Regions from separate parts of the Mus musculus genome. Here all the other regions are linked to region 1. Evidence: chromatin loops called from intact Hi-C (ENCODE). Cell type or tissue: left cerebral cortex. All regions are shown on one strand.

What was found. Peaks named below come from ENCODE experiments on the same cell type or tissue, not always from the same donor. Only the 100,000 strongest peaks of a DNase experiment are listed, where the experiment ranks them.
Region 2: a loop joins it to region 1, with 3 times the contacts of the local background. A loop is called at or near these places in 8 of 42 quality-filtered maps.
Region 3: it touches region 1 in a loop (2.1-fold over the local background); 2 of 42 quality-filtered maps call a loop at or near these places.

What each region holds. Positions count from the first base shown.
Region 1 is chr15:83,055,160-83,060,159 of GRCm38, forward strand. No RefSeq gene overlaps it. Among named protein-coding and RNA genes, the nearest start is that of Nfam1, 24 kb to the left of the region's middle. In left cerebral cortex, a CTCF peak has its summit at 2,591 (motif pointing left); DNase peaks (open chromatin) are centred at 677, 1,542, 2,425 and 3,019; H3K4me3 peaks cover 1,257 bases; H3K27ac peaks cover 1,394 bases.
Region 2 is chr15:82,816,790-82,821,789 of GRCm38, forward strand. The region is part of intron 3 of Tcf20 (transcription factor 20); the gene reads right to left. Among named protein-coding and RNA genes, the nearest start is that of Cyp2d26, 25 kb to the left of the region's middle. In left cerebral cortex, a CTCF peak has its summit at 2,874 (motif pointing left); no DNase peak of the experiment used is centred here.
Region 3 is chr15:83,116,402-83,121,401 of GRCm38, forward strand. Serhl (serine hydrolase-like) reads left to right here. Exons shown (of 12, transcript NM_023475.3): 12 at 1-270. Rrp7a (ribosomal RNA processing 7 homolog A (S. cerevisiae)) reads right to left here. Exons shown (of 7, transcript NM_029101.4): 3 at 3,491-3,616; 4 at 2,784-2,901; 5 at 1,676-1,773; 6 at 1,148-1,346; 7 at 1-570. The coding sequence ends at 485. Among named protein-coding and RNA genes, the nearest start is that of Rrp7a, 3.9 kb to the right of the region's middle. In left cerebral cortex, a CTCF peak has its summit at 2,166 (motif pointing right); a DNase peak (open chromatin) is centred at 2,189; H3K4me3 peaks cover 277 bases.

The DNA of each region.
Region 1 (5,000 bases):
CTGTCTCTTTCTCTGTGTGTGTGCACGAATATGTCTGTATGCGTCTGTGTTGTCTGTCTTTTTATTTTATTTTGAGACAGAGTCTCATGTAGCCCAGACTAGCTCCCGCTTACTATACACCCAAAGATAAATTTGAACTTTTTAAAAAAATATTTTTATTATTTTCATTGTATGCAGTAATGTATGTCTGCAAGTGGTTATGTGCACATAAGTTGTCAGGCTTGGTGGCAAGTGCCTTTACCCACTGAGCCATCCTACCAGCTCCAATTGCTGTCTCCTAATGTGTCTGCCTAAATCAAGGACGTAGCATCCACACGCAGATCTGAACTTACTGTGGGTTTCATCTGGAACCAGTTCTTGAGTATGAAAGGCCCCGACTTTGCCGCCTTTCTATGTCTACTGTACTGAGACCCAAAAGAAGGGAAATCGTTTTAGATGTGAGACTGGATTAAAATTCAAGTTCAAAAGCATGCAGGCTGGACCCGGGAGGTGGCAAAAGATGAGAGGCTCCATCCAGGCCATCCTCAGCCACACAGTGAGTTCAAGGTCACCCCAGACTACAGGAGGAGCATTTGTCTCAATAAACGCACACAGAGAGCTAACCAGAACACCACAGCTGTCATCTGTGCTGCTGAGCCTGATCAGGATGCTAAAGACCTCTCAGAAGAACGGGGTCCAGGATAGGCCCAGGATAGCCCCGAGGATGCCTGGGCATTTCTGCCTCTGCCTCTGCCTCTGTTTCATTGTCATATATACAGAAGTATGCACAAGCAGCCCCAAACTGCCCCTGCTGTGCTGAAGATGAAAGCAAGCAATATACTCTACACTACTTTTTTTTTTTTGGTGGTGGTGGTGGGAGGGAGGGGGAGGGGGAGGGGAACAGGAGAAAGGAGGGGGGCTGGGAAGGGAGGGGGCGAAGGATGGAGAAAGAGAAGGGAGGGAGGGTGAGATCCTGTGAAGGACAAAATACTTTCAGGAATCAATTCTCTCCTCCTGTCATGAGGGTGGGCTCATATTTAGGTCCTCTAGCTCGGCATGGGCCGCAAGACCCTTTGTCCATTGAGCCATCTCGCCAGCCCCTAGACCACTGCAGCTTCCCTCTCTCGCTGGCGTCCTCTCTTTCCGTTTTTAAAAGCCATTCTACTTAAGCATCAAGTAGAAATGTAGTTTTGTAAAGGGACCGATCTTCTCTTTCAAGCCAAATGAGGGTGCCCCCCCCCCCATACCCACCCTCCTCTCATCTCACGGCTCGGTTCTTGCTCTAGGGCTCTAGGAGGCCCGATCTGTTCAGCAGCTCTGATTGATAACACAAATCACCCCGGAGGCTCTGAGGAAGGGACTTGGATGTCAGCTGGAGGTGCAGTGGGAGTCACGGCCCTGCCCCCACATCGTTTATTCTTTCACCGCATGGCAAGCTCCGAAGGACCGGAGCAATTCCACCAGCTCTCAGAATTGGCACACCGCGAGCCTCCTCTCCCCGGACCACCGCGCTGCCATAAATAGACACCACGTGGCCTCCTTTTATGATAAGGTTAGGGGGAAACGAGTGCGTGGGGAGAGGCCGGCGGGAGAGTGGCAGCTCCGAGTCACAGGGATAAAGCCTGCGCAGCACTGCTCTTCTTGCCTGGGGCGGGATCAAAAGCGGGAGCCGAGTGGCAGCCGCTGGGCTCCCCAGGCGCTTCCTTTGGTGGTTCCCTGACTCCCAGCAGCGGTTCCTGCCCTCAGCCATCTTCATCACTCCTGCTGGGGCTGCAGGCGCCCTGCCTTGCCAGGCTTTGTGGCTCCCCCGGCTCATTTTCTGATAGAGCTGTCAGTTTTTATTGCTGATAGGAGAAATCATGCTCTCTCTTAGCTGAATGTTAATTGGCCTTTTCCTCTCTCATTCTGTGAGAACATGTAGTCCCCTTGTCTATTCACCCCTCCCCACCCCCCAAAGGTAGAAGCAGCATTCTGGAAAGACAAGGAAGGTGGTTCTTGCTAAATTGCTAATTGTTAATTCAGAGGTTAAGAAAAAGCTAAATGGGGGGCGGGGAGGGCGGAGCTATAACCATACTTCTGAAGTCTCCATGAGCCTAGTGTGGACTATATATATTCTCATTGGCTATAGAGGGCCCAAGAATCAATAGGGGGATGGGTAAAGTCAAATGTGGAGGGGCTAGGCACCAAGCCAGCCCCGGTTGCTGCAGAGATAGAGCCAGAGACACCTGACAAACTGATGGGTCAGTACAGCTGTGACTGTAGCAGCGACAGAGGTAAATAGCCAGTAAAGACAAAGTTAGAAACTCAGCCTTGAGAACAGCCAGGAACTAGCTGGCAGGAGGCTGCAGTAGGGATGTCCCAGTTAGGAAAGGCGGTGCAAGTCATAGATGCCGCAAAACAGGGCAGTGAACTGGAGACGTTTGATATGACAGCCCAGCACAGGGTTGTTGCCCTACAATTCTCTTGTACTTAAAAAGTAAACTGGTGGGCTGGAGAGATGGCGCCGGGGTTAAGAATGCGGGGTGTTCTTAACAGAAGACCGTTTGATTCCCGGCACCCACATGGCTCCCAGCCACCTGTAACTCCCATTTCAGGGGCTCTGACGCCCTCTTCTGGCCTCTGTTAGCACTGCATGCATGTAACGCATAAACATACATGCAGGCAAAATACCCATACACATAATTTTTTTTAATTAAGTGAACAAACCAGGGGGCAGCAATACCTGTAATCCCATCATTTTGGAGACTGAGACTGAGTGACAAGTCTGAGACCAGTGTGACTCCCCTTCTCATAAAGGAAAGGAAGAGGGAGCCGGGAATAGCCTTATGAAGATTTAACTGTAAAACGTGACTACTTAAAGTATACAATTTAATTTTTTTTTAAGTACATTTACAAAGCTGTGTGCCCACAGCCAACTCCAGAACATTCTACAGGGAAGTTTTCTGAGAACAGCTTTGATAAGGACGGGGCATGATGAAATGGCAACAATGTCTCTTGTCAGTTTGTCAGCAGAGCCCAGCGAGGCTGGAGAGTGAGGGGGAGTGAGCCAAGGACAGGAGATGTAGCACAGCAGGGAGGGTGAACAGGACCAAAGATTTGTGTGGCAACAGGGGGAGCATTTACTCATCTCTTCTATTCTTCCTTGCCAAAAATAAAAGACCGGGGCTAGGTCCGCTCAAGCCATTTTTGCTGGCTGGCTTTTTTAGTGACAGTCATACAAATCAGTGTGATAGATTTTGTTGCCTCTTTGTAAAGAAAAATCGACAGCGAGGCCACATCACAGAAAAATGCAGGATTCTGAAGTTTCTACAAAAGGGGAGCAGCCCAGAGCACTGGCCCTCAGGTTACTACAGCAAAACTGACTTCCGCACCTCTGGCTATGCCAAGCGGGGGTGGGGGGTGGGGGGGCATCAATCAGACTGACAGTGTGATGGGGATGGGGGGGGCGGGGAACCCAGGGTCTGGAGCAGGTTTGCCTCTGTGTATTGCAGGAGGTCCATTCAAGTTCAAGACCCCTTAGTTAAAGAAAAGGGTTGGGGAGCTGAGTGAACCCCTGCGGTAGCCTTGGAGACACAGGCATCTGGTGTCACAGGCGTGATGCTGCTATAATCACATCAATCTATTTTTATTTTATGTCTATGGGTGTTTTGTCTCTATGTCTGTCTGCTCAACATGTGCGTATGGTGCCCAAGGAGGCAAGAAGGGGTGTCAGATGTCCTGGAACTGCAGTCACAGATGCTATGAGCTGCCGTGTAGGTGCTGGGAACCAAACTGAAAGAGCGGCCAGTGCTTATCCACTAAACAGATCTCCAAACCATCAGGGTTTTTTGTTTGTTTGTTTGTTTGTTTTTGTTTTGTTTTGTTTTTTATTGCAATCAGGAAAAGAAACCCAAAACCAGTGAAACCAACTTTCATAGTAAAAGGGATGTAGACAAAATTCTTTGACTACACTCACTGCACAATGACACGGAAGTACTAGGTAAAAGGAAAAGAAAAATAGCTGGATAAAATAGAAACCAACAAATAACAAATAACCTGTCAGTGCATGGCCGAGTTAGCCAGCAAGAAAAACAAAAAACAAAACAAAAAAAAACCAAAAAACAAAAAAAAACCAAAAAAACAAAAAAAGCAGAATCCCAAGGGACCAGAAACAAAGAAGGGGAAATCAGAAGTGTGATCACATGATACAGGCCCGGCAGTGCCTTGGGGAAGGATGGAAGAGAGGGAGGAGGGAATCAGAGCAGCTAGTTACTCAGGGCCTTGGTTCCAGAATCTGTGTTGACACTGGAAATAAGATCTTGGGCTGACAGGAGGGGAAGAGCGGAACGTATGCTTCAGTGCAAAGCTAGACTCCTGTGAGAGCCAATCTCTCAGCAAAGAGTAAGCTAGAAAAAAAAGATCTCCCCCCTGGCTTAGAAAGATAACGAGGAAGCTTGCTTATCATGGCACAGGCAGAGAGCAGTGAGGAGTTGGTTTTTTGTTGTTGTTGTTGTTTTTTAAATCCCCGAATCCAAACCTTAGTCTCGTGCTTTGTGGGGGCACGTAGGGTCCAAATGTGTGCTCCGTGTATGTTCTGGGATTATAAGCCAAGAGAAGAAAAAGCTATCAGGCCGGTGATAACCCTGGACCACCTGGTTCAGCAGATGTACCAGGCTCTGAGGAACGCGGTCAGCTCGCAGCAGCAGGAAATGCCCACAGGGGAAACAGAGCTGCCCCAACCATGTGCTTTAGAATATGAAGTCCCGATTCAGCGGTCATCTTAGCCATCAATAGACCCAAATAAAGGCTACAGACTCAGAACTGTGAGATGCCAGGACAGCAGACCGAAAGGACATAAAGGAGGGCTATTTACAGTGACTAAAAACCAGAAAAAAGATTCACATGTCCAGGAAAATAACACACAGTAGGTAAGATGGCTTGGCAGGTGAGGATACCTACCTACTGCCGAGCCTCAGCACCCAAGTTTGCTCATGCTGGAAGGAGAAATATTAACGTTTTTTTTTTTTAATAAAATGCTGGGC
Region 2 (5,000 bases), 240 kb before region 1:
CTCCACAGGACCAATGCAGAACCTCTTTAAAAACTACCTGAGCCGGGCGATGGTGGTGCACGCCTTTAATCCCAGCACTCGGGAGGCAGAGGCAGGTGGATTTCTGAGTTCGAGGCCAGCCTGGTCTACAAAGTGAGTTCCAGGACAGCCAGGGCTATACAGAGAAACCCTGTCTCAAACCCCCCCCCCAAAAAAAATAAATAAAATAAAATAAAATAAAATCCACCTGAAAAGTCAGTACCCTTTCCCCCTCTGTAGAGATAGCTCAGTATTCAAGTTAGAAAGGTAAGCCTGGAATTTCTGCTGTCACTTACATCCCACAGCCTCCAAAGACACAAGATACTAAATTACACAATTCACACTGAATACTTCAGAGGGAAAACCAAGTCCCATGAGGGTGATTTTAATCCCTGGAGGAAAAAAAATGATATATTCCAACTTTTAACATGGTGACAGCATTCCTGATGGCAGCAAGAATATGTGTGCCTCCAAGAAGTCCAGCTTTACTGCACAAAGGTGGTAGTGTGTGGAGCAGGGCAGATAAATCTAATTAATGAGTTCACTTTGTACATCACAACTCTGACAGACCGACAGCCAGGTTACCAACGCAGGACATGGTGGCAGAATGTTAATAAATATTGATCACACATTCTCAGAGAGCTCTCAGGCACTTACCTTAGTAAGTTTACTATTTAACCAGTTTAAATGAAATCCAGATTAGCAGCCTATATAGCCACAGATTTTAAGTGTAATTGTATATAAGAAGCCGAGGAACACATAAATGAAAACTTCTCAGACCCTCAGGATCCTAAACAAATCAGCTGAGATAGTGGTAGAATTTGACTCACTAGTATTATCTGCCTCTGGAGTCTCAGATCATCTCATCTACAGGGTAGACTATCAGCTTTCTTAGATCAAGGCCCAAGAACTCACCAGTTGTCACTAACTTCTAGGCCCCTCCTCCAGCATGAAACAAGCATAGCAGTAAATAAAATGCATTAATTTAAAACCTACCAGCACATAGCATGACCAAGACTCCTGCAGCTCCAATCTGCCAGTGAGATTAACAGCAGGAGACAGACAACTGGAACTCATGGAAGCACTCTCTGCTCACCTGAGCTCCAGCAGCTCTGTACCACCAGTCTCTAGGCCCAGTCAAACATGGCCCTGTGAAGCTTGGCCACCATAATGCCACAAGGTTTACAAAACCACCAGTTATAGGGACTGTTGCAAAAGACACCATCAGAAAGACACATTTGCTTGTCCTCAGAGACAAAACAGTATGACCAGTTGTGACAGTCCATTAATAAAATGTTTCCTAAAGTTAGAAAATGCTTTTTCTGAGAGAAAAAAAAAGTCACAAATAAAACAATGTGAGTATTATTACTTCTGGAGATGAAATCTCCTAAAAAAGTCTTACAGAATGTGCCCACATCTGTACTTTCAGCAGAACTCAGAAATCCGCCTGCCTCTGCCTCCCGAGTGCTGGGATTAAAGGCGTGCACCACCACCGCCCGCTCAGGTAGTTTTTAAAGAGGTTCTGCATTGGTCCTGTGGAGTTAGCTGAACACTCTGTTGGAAATTAACTTTGACAGTTACTATTGTACTGTGTATTTCAGCACATTAACAGACAATTCCTCTTTTCTATTCTCATACAAATCGTCGAATCATCAGGAACTGTAATTTCATTTTTAGCATAAGTCAGGACATAGGCAGAAGACTCACAAGCTAGGGGCTACAGGGAGATTCTCTATGGTATCAACCACCCTGGTGATGAGGTAAGGACAGAGAGTACAGAGAATTCCAGGGAAATCCCCACCTGAGGATTCTGGCAGGTGCCTGGTCCCCACATGTCACCCAGTAACAATCACCTGATTTTCTTTTTCTAGGACCTAGAACTACCTTGCAGTTCACATGGCCTAGTCAAAATTCCCACATGAGCTAGAAAAGACTCACAAAGTAGTCCAGTCAACAAAATGGCTTCCAGAAACGATTATCACCTCCATACCAACCCTCGGAGAGAATGCTACTTTCATTACCCTCTAAGCTTGCTTAAAGGCAAGGTTGACTTTGCTAAGTGTTTCTTAACAATCTCTATAAAGCTGAGGTACAACATCCATATAGAACTCAAGTTGAACGAAGATGGTAAATTCAATGATAAAACAGAAGAAACAAGAGAGTGGTCTAACGTGTTCTCTGGATTCTTGAGTACTAGACACAGTCACCAAATCAGTTGTGATCTACCTCATCATGGTAGTAGATGGACACTACAGCACTGTGGCCACTTCTGAACCACCTAAGAGGGGATGACATGCCCTAGAAATGACTGCAGTGCTGAGAGCCCCTCTCAGCACAGGCCAGATCCTTGTGTTTTGTCATGACCTATCCTGGCTCTCCCCCTACTACTCAAACAGCCCGCAGCAGGGAGTGAAATTTCCAGCTGTGTTTCTCTTCTAGGCAAGAATTATTAATGAGCAACACAGCCTTATTCCTTGTCTTAATTGTTGTGGGTTTTGTATTAATACATTAAACATTTTCCGAGAATCAAAACTCATGTCCTATTACTGTATCCTCTACCTGGAGTCAAACTCTACTGTAGTGTAACAAACAACACAAATAACCTAATGACAATGTCAGAAGTGGGACTACATCAGGTGAGGAATGACAGGAGTCACAGAACCTCCAGAAACAAAGATTCTACTTCCATGGAGACATCCCAGCAGAAAGTTTTTTCCTGAGGCATCGAGGGTTCTTTAAAGACCTGGGTGCTGGGTTGGAGAGATAGCTCAGCAGTTAAGAGCACTGACTGCTCTCCCAGAGGTCCTGAGTTCAATTCCCAACAACCACATGGTGGCCCACAACCATCTGTAATGGGATCTGATGCCCCCTTCTGGTGTGTCTGAAGACAGTGACAATGTACACACTTTTATAAAAAAAATAAATAAATCTTTTCTTTTTAAAAAAATCTGGGGAACAAAACACCCATGGAAGGAGTGACAGAAACAAAGTTTGGAGCTGAGACAAAAGGATGGACCATCTAGAGACTGCCATATCCAGGGATCCATCCCATAATCAGCCTCCAAACACTGACACCATTGCATACACTAGCAAGATTTTGCTGAAAGGACCCAGATATAGCTGTCTCTTGTGAGACTATGCTGGGGCCTAGCAAACACAGAAGTGGATGCTCACAGTCAGCTATTGGATGGTTCACAGGCCCCCAATGGAGGAGCTAGAGAAAGTACCCAAGGAGCTAAAGGGATCTGCAACCCTATAGGTGGAACAACATTATGAACTAACCAGTACCCCGGAGCTCTTGACTCTAGCTGCATATGTATCAAAAGATGACCTAGTCGGCCATCACTGGAAAGAGAGGCCCATTGGACTTGCAAACTTTATATGCCCCACTACAGGGGAATAGTGGGGCCAAAAAGTGGAAGTGGATGGGTAGGGGAGTGGGGGGAAGGGTATGGGGGACTTTTGGGATAGCATTGGAAATGTAAATGAGGAAAATACCTAATAAAAAATATTTTTAAAAAATCTGGGTGCTGGCAGCAAGGCAAAGATGAAAATGTTATACTCTTTTTTACTCCACCATTAGATTAGAGCCTCTTCAATCCAGAGACTGATCTTGATTATGAATTAAATAACCAGTCAGTCAAGTCAGGTATAGTGGTATACACCTTAAATGCACGTGGAAGCATAGGTAGGTGAATCTCTGAGTTCAAGGCCAGTTTTGTTCTACAAAGCTATCCAGGACAGTCAGAGCTACAAAGAGAAACTCTGTCTCAAAAACACTAAACCAAAGTAACCAACCAAACAAACAAACAAACAAACAAACAAAAATCAGTCAGTGAACATGCCTTCCTTAAATATAAGACATATTACACAGAATAGAACTCTTGAGACCATGGAATAAGCACAAAATCTATCCCTGCAGAGCAGTGGACTCTAGGTCTTTGTAACTTGGATCATCAAAAAGCCTGAATTGTCTGCGGCTTGTAAAGCTGCATCTTCGATACCATCTCTGCACTCCTGAACTGCAGAGCCAGAGCAGGAGTCATACCGTACCTACACACAAGCCCTCTCTTGCTGGAAACTTGCCTAGGTTTGTTAAATAGACATTATCGGATTAATGGGGGTAGGGATGGGGCTGAGGTGTTTGGGTTGGCACATGACAAGTCTGGAACAGAAAGTTAACAGGCATCATTTTTACTTACCCTCAACGAAGGAGGTCTTGCTTTTGAAGAGGTAGTCTGGCAAGCTTCCATTAGAAGAAAGGTGTTCCCAGTGCCCTTCCTAAGAATCTAACCATACTGCCTGAGCTTCATTAAGGTAGCTCTTAGTCTTATCTGTCATGAGTCATACACAGCTATTTGACTTTAAATTTAAAATTTTTAATTTCCAACAGGTAGTTTGGGTGCACACTTTTAATCCCAGCATTCAGGAGGTACAGACAGGTGGATCCCTGAGTTTGAGGCAGCCTGGTCTACAGAGCAAGTTCCAGGACAGCCAGGGCTACACAGAGAATCCCTGTCTTGAAAACACACATATGAACACTCCCACTATCTATATTTCAAGTACTCAACAGTCATATATGTCTGCAGATACCACCACGGACTAGAAAAGTGTACAGTTATTGTGTACCATTACTGAGGAATGTTCTAGTGAGCAGTGTGCTTTACACCTGAGAAACTGTACCAGAAAGTAGACTGGGAGCCAGGAGCAGCATCGACAGGGCCTTGCTGTTGGGAACCTGGCTATTTACACAGCTGATACTTGAGGATACAAATGGAGTATGGCTGGAGTCAAAGTGGTTACCTATCTAGGTATGCAAGCTTCTGTTTCTGAACACAGTGTCTATATGGGAGACCATTGCTTACCCAGCCACTGACTAAGATAGTCAATTATTGTACAATACCCCATTCAAAACAACACCCCCCCCAACTTGACACTTGGGAATCCCCATTTAAGAGAAGCTTCAAATGAAGGAAACCAGA
Region 3 (5,000 bases), 61 kb after region 1:
TAGCTTCCACTGGATCTCGAGCACTCTCGTCCCACAAAACAGGTGGAGTGGGCGGGAGTCTTGCAGACCAAGAGAGGCAGCAGAGACTCCTTCAGCAGAGGTAGGGGCAGGGAAAAGAAGATTCTGGCCTTATCTGTGACTCTGACAAAGGGCCTGGGGTGTTTGGTGAGCTTTGGTGATGCTAAGGAAGCAGGGCTGGAGCCGACCCTCTGGGCTCTGAGGCTTCTGTGGCCTTGCCACCAGTGGTGGAAATAAAATCTCCCATCTTCACTGAGTTCCAAGTGGCTGTTGTCAGGAGGGGCTGCATGGAGGGCACGCTTGCCAGATGGTGAGCCAGGTATCCTGGGAGTGTCTTTCTAGGCAGGAGAGGGCAGAGGCAGCTCTGTGAAGGCCAAATCCTCCTCCAAGGCAGCCTTGCGTCGGTGCAGAGATGGAAGTGTGGGAACAGCTACTTCCTGGCCTGGTATCTGCTTGTCAGAACAGCTCAGTAGGGTCGGAATTTACGCTGGGCCCGCATCAGTTCGATCCTCTGCTTGTCCTCCTCAAACTTCTTTCGCAGCTGTGCCAGGTCTGGGGGTGAGGGAACACACAGTGGGTCACACGTATGTAGGAGATGCCAGCTGTCCCACTAAAGGGCCCCCCTCGACGTCCCCTAGTCCTGCTGCACCCCGGGTCAAAGTCAGGATCTTGCACGGAAACAGAACTGGACATTACAGCCACCCCAGAGGGCTAGGCTGAGGTGGGCGATGAGACGCCAAGAGAAGCAGGCCCAGGGGCACCTTTCCCTAGCCGTGGCCTTTGAGTAGGGGGCTCTAGAATTCGGTGGACTAACCAAGTGACTCAAGAGGTGGCATCTAGAGCTCTAAGGAGGGAGGACAGCGGACCAAGGCTGGGTCTGCAGGCAGCTGCTGAGTGCAGCCCACGCTTAGAGCATCAGACCAACAGGGAGAATGTCCTGAGAGCAGGATGCTGTCGGCAGCACGGAGACTGTCCTCCCTTGTGGCACCGGTGTGCAAGCAGCCTCGGGTCCCTCAGCACTCTGGGGAGCACGAGGACAGGGACTCTGACCCTGAATTCATGGAGGATGTGGCTGGGGACACCCTGCTCCCTGCCCCCGGATGTGGGGGTGCCCTCAAGTGCGTCTTACGCTCCATCTTGGTCTCTCGGTGCTGCCAGGCATAGAAGTTGAGCAGCTCCTTGCGGGCACGCTTCCGTTTCTCCTTCTCGAGAACACGCAGGCTGGCCGCTTCCGTCCGAGGGAGCACAGGCCTGCGGCCCCGGCGGGTGACCTTCACCCAGCCCTCCTCGTCAGGTACTCCCTCCTCTTCCTTGGCCTTAGCCTCCTCCTGCATGGAAGACGCTGTTGATGGGCAGGGCTCTGCAGCAGGAGGATGTCCCTGACTGGCTAGAGGCCCACTGCCGCCTCCTTTGGGCACACAGTGTCTGCTGGCCAGAACGGCCCCCACAGCTAGAGCTGGAAAGCAGTCATATCAAGGATGCTTTCTTCACCTATAGACCATTATAGAGTCCACACCACCCAGCCAGGTAGCTCAGGTTTCAGCAAGCAAAACTGGGAGCCTGCGCTCCTCATGGTGGCGGCACCACTGTTCCCTCACAGGCAACACACTACGATACAGAGCACAAGGGACACCCGGGAGTCCTGCTGAAGCCCCACCTCAGCTATCTTCTTGTCATAGGCCTCCATGAATGCGTCTACTTCCATTCTCAGGGCCTCAGGGTCCAGCACGGAGTCTTCATAGTCGCTGATCCACTCTGAGGGAGAGGGGGACAGGGCATAATGAAGGCTATGCTGGGAGAGCATCGTGTGCTGTTTAAGCCTGTTGCTCAGCTGACATGGCCCTTGTTGCAGTTGCAAAGGACCTAGGTTTTAGTTCCAGGCTTCAGCATGGTGGCTCACAATCACCTACAGCTTCCGTTCAGGGGAGCTCCCTTTCTGACTTCCCTGGACACCAGACACATGGTGCTCATACAAGCATGGAAGGCCAAACACTCACACAAAATAAACTCTTTAAAATAAAAAAAAAAAAAAAAAAAAGTGAGAGCCCCACCCCTGTCTCCTCAAAACCCTCCTGTGCCAAACCAGCCTGGCTCCCTGGCTCTGTGCCAGGGAGCGGGGAAAACAGCAAGCAGACTAACAGCTTCCAGCAGATGGCACTGCTTTTTATGCCGTGGTATGAAAGTCAGGTGCAGCTCATGGATGGAGGGATCAGCCAGTCGCTCCTACAGGCTGTCTTATTAACCTCCCCAGCGTTCTGTCTAGCAGCCTCAGCCCTCACTTGATGCTGTTATCTTGGCCTGCTCTCACCTCTGCTGGGCGCCGTGAGCATCGACCTGATGATGTCTGCCTGCCCCGTCCTTCTCTGCCGGCCAGACGCTCAGCACACACTCATTCAAAACCCAAGCTACAGCGATGGTAGAACATTTTCTAGGAAGTGACTGCTAAGAGGGGGCATTCAAGCTCCACTCAGATACGGCCAGCAAGCTGGGATCCCCTTGCAGAGACCCCTAATGTCCTGGGATTTAGGGCCCAGGTTCATGTGCTAGGCAGATCCTAGTGGCAGCAGCACGCTGGGCTAATGCCTCCTTGCCTGGTGCTGATGGCTCAGGCTATTCTGATGTGTCTCAGAAATAGCCCCTGCCAGCCCAGGCCTTTAGGAAGAGGGGGGCACAGCTTGTGGCATTCATAGATGCTGCCCCCAGAAAGTGTCTGGACCAACCCAAGGCCTGGGGAAGAAGCACTGGACAGAGCCAGCAGTACTGACTGTGAATTCCGCTCTTCACAAGGTGGCTCTCTGTAGAAACCAGCAATGGGCCCTTCAGGTTCAAGGCGGCCGACACTCCACTTGGCTTCTGGAACACCACATAAGCTACCTGAAAGCCCTGGAGGGAGAGAGACTGTATAGAGCCTTCCCACTTGTGACACAAGGTCCCCACACCTGCCTGGGACCAGGGGATGTAGGCGGTCACCTATCATCCCAGAGTGAGAGGGAGGGACAGCCATGCTCCTAGCTAGTCAACTGTTCCTGGGACACCTGTCCTAGCTCTTCCCCAGAGGCGGCACTCTTGAGGACTCAGTGGAAAGCAGGCTCACCCCAAGCTAGGGCAGGTCATAAACAGACAAGGCACAAACTCAGGGTCAGACTCCCTTGTATGTCACGTACAGGTGGAGCACCTGGGGAGAGAGGGGAACAGGAAGAAGGCTCCTAGAGCCAGGACACTTGTCCCAAGGAGGACCCCGCTGAAGTGGGAAGTGGGCTCTGGGAGACAGCAGGGCAGAGAGGGAAAGAGGAAGACAAAGAATGTGGCACGTCTGAGAGAATCAGAAGCCATCACTCTTACAACCTCCTAAATCACACATTACAGAGACTGCTATAGGGAATGGTCTCTCTGAAAGCCTACTGCTGAGCCCACCCAGGCCCCAGCCCCTTCCCCTGACTCCAGTGGAACCTGGTGTTACTGGGCAGCCTACCGGCACCGGCTTGGGATGGAAAAACTGTGACTTTGGCTCCGTGGGGCTCTCGGCAAGGTCGGGCTTCTCCTGCAGCTCCACTGTCTTGATGGTGCCGCAACAGGAGAGGCACCGAGACAGGCTCTCCTACCAGGGTCAGAGGGAGGCAAGGTATGAACACATAAGCTCCTTAGAGCATCCCGGCACCCGTAACAACCAAAGGACTCAGAGTCCAAACCTACGATGCCCAGGGCGCCCAGGTGCCCTAACAGTGACCAGGTCCCACGACAGCATGGAGGCAGGTGTCCCCAAGGTAAGAACTCTCATGTGACAAGTAATTTGGCCTCACCACCCACACAGCCGTTAATCACTGCAGTATCACTAAGAGTAGGAGGGGGTTTCTCAGGTCTGCTCATTACACAGACGTGCTCAGCCCTTGATAGGTACCAAGTAGACGGCTCAGCCCTTCCCTCCAACCTGCTGCCCAGGCTGGCACTGAATTCAGTCTGTACCCAAAATGGGCCCTGGACCACCACCACCACCAACACCACCACTACTTTTCTTCATCTTCTTTTTTGGCAACAAGTGACATACCATCAATTTTTAAAAAAAGATTTACGTATTTTATGTATAGTAGTGCTCTATCTGCATGTACACCTACATGCCAGAAAAGGGCATCAGATCCTATTACACATGGTTGTGAGCCACCATGTGGTTGCTGAGAATTGAACTTAGGATCTCTGGGAGAATAGCCAGTGCCCTTAACTGCAGAGCCATCTCTCCAGCCCCAGTCTTGAACTTCTGATCTTCCTGTCCTCAAAATCTGATTTATGTGGTCCTGGGGACTGAACCCAGGGCTTCATAATATTAGGCCAGCACTCTGCCACTGAACTACACCATAATAATAATAATAATAATAATAATAATAATAATAATAAAAAATCCCATCAGGCACCGTGATTCATAGCTGAAATCCCAGAACTCATGGGATGTGTTGTGTCCATGTATGTGGGGTAGATATCTAGGAGTTCGAAGCCAGCCTTGACTACACAATGACTTCCAGGATAGCCAGGGCTACTACATTAGGAGACCAAGAAATAAAGAAAAAAAGGGGGTGGAGTGGGGCGAATCATCTCAAACTTAGCAAATCATGTCTCCTGTCATTTACATAATATGTAAGTCTGAGATGTAGAGAGCTGGCCTCTTTTGGAAATGCCCTGGGCTCTATCTCCAATACAACAAGTAAATAAACCTTTAAAAAAAATTTTTTTGAGCTTTTTCTGGTTTCTCTGGTTAGCCCTCACTGTCCTGGAACTCGCTCTGTAGACCACCAGGCTGGCCTCAAACTCAGAGATCCAAACTTGCCTCTGCTTCTGAGTGCTGGGATTAAAGCCGTGTGGTGGCACAGGCATGCAATCCCAGAATTCCAGAGGTAAAGGCAGAGGATCATGAGTGCAAGGCCAGCCTCACCTACACAGTGAGTAGGAAGCCAGCTCATGCTGCAAGAGACCCCGTCTGAAACAGAACTACA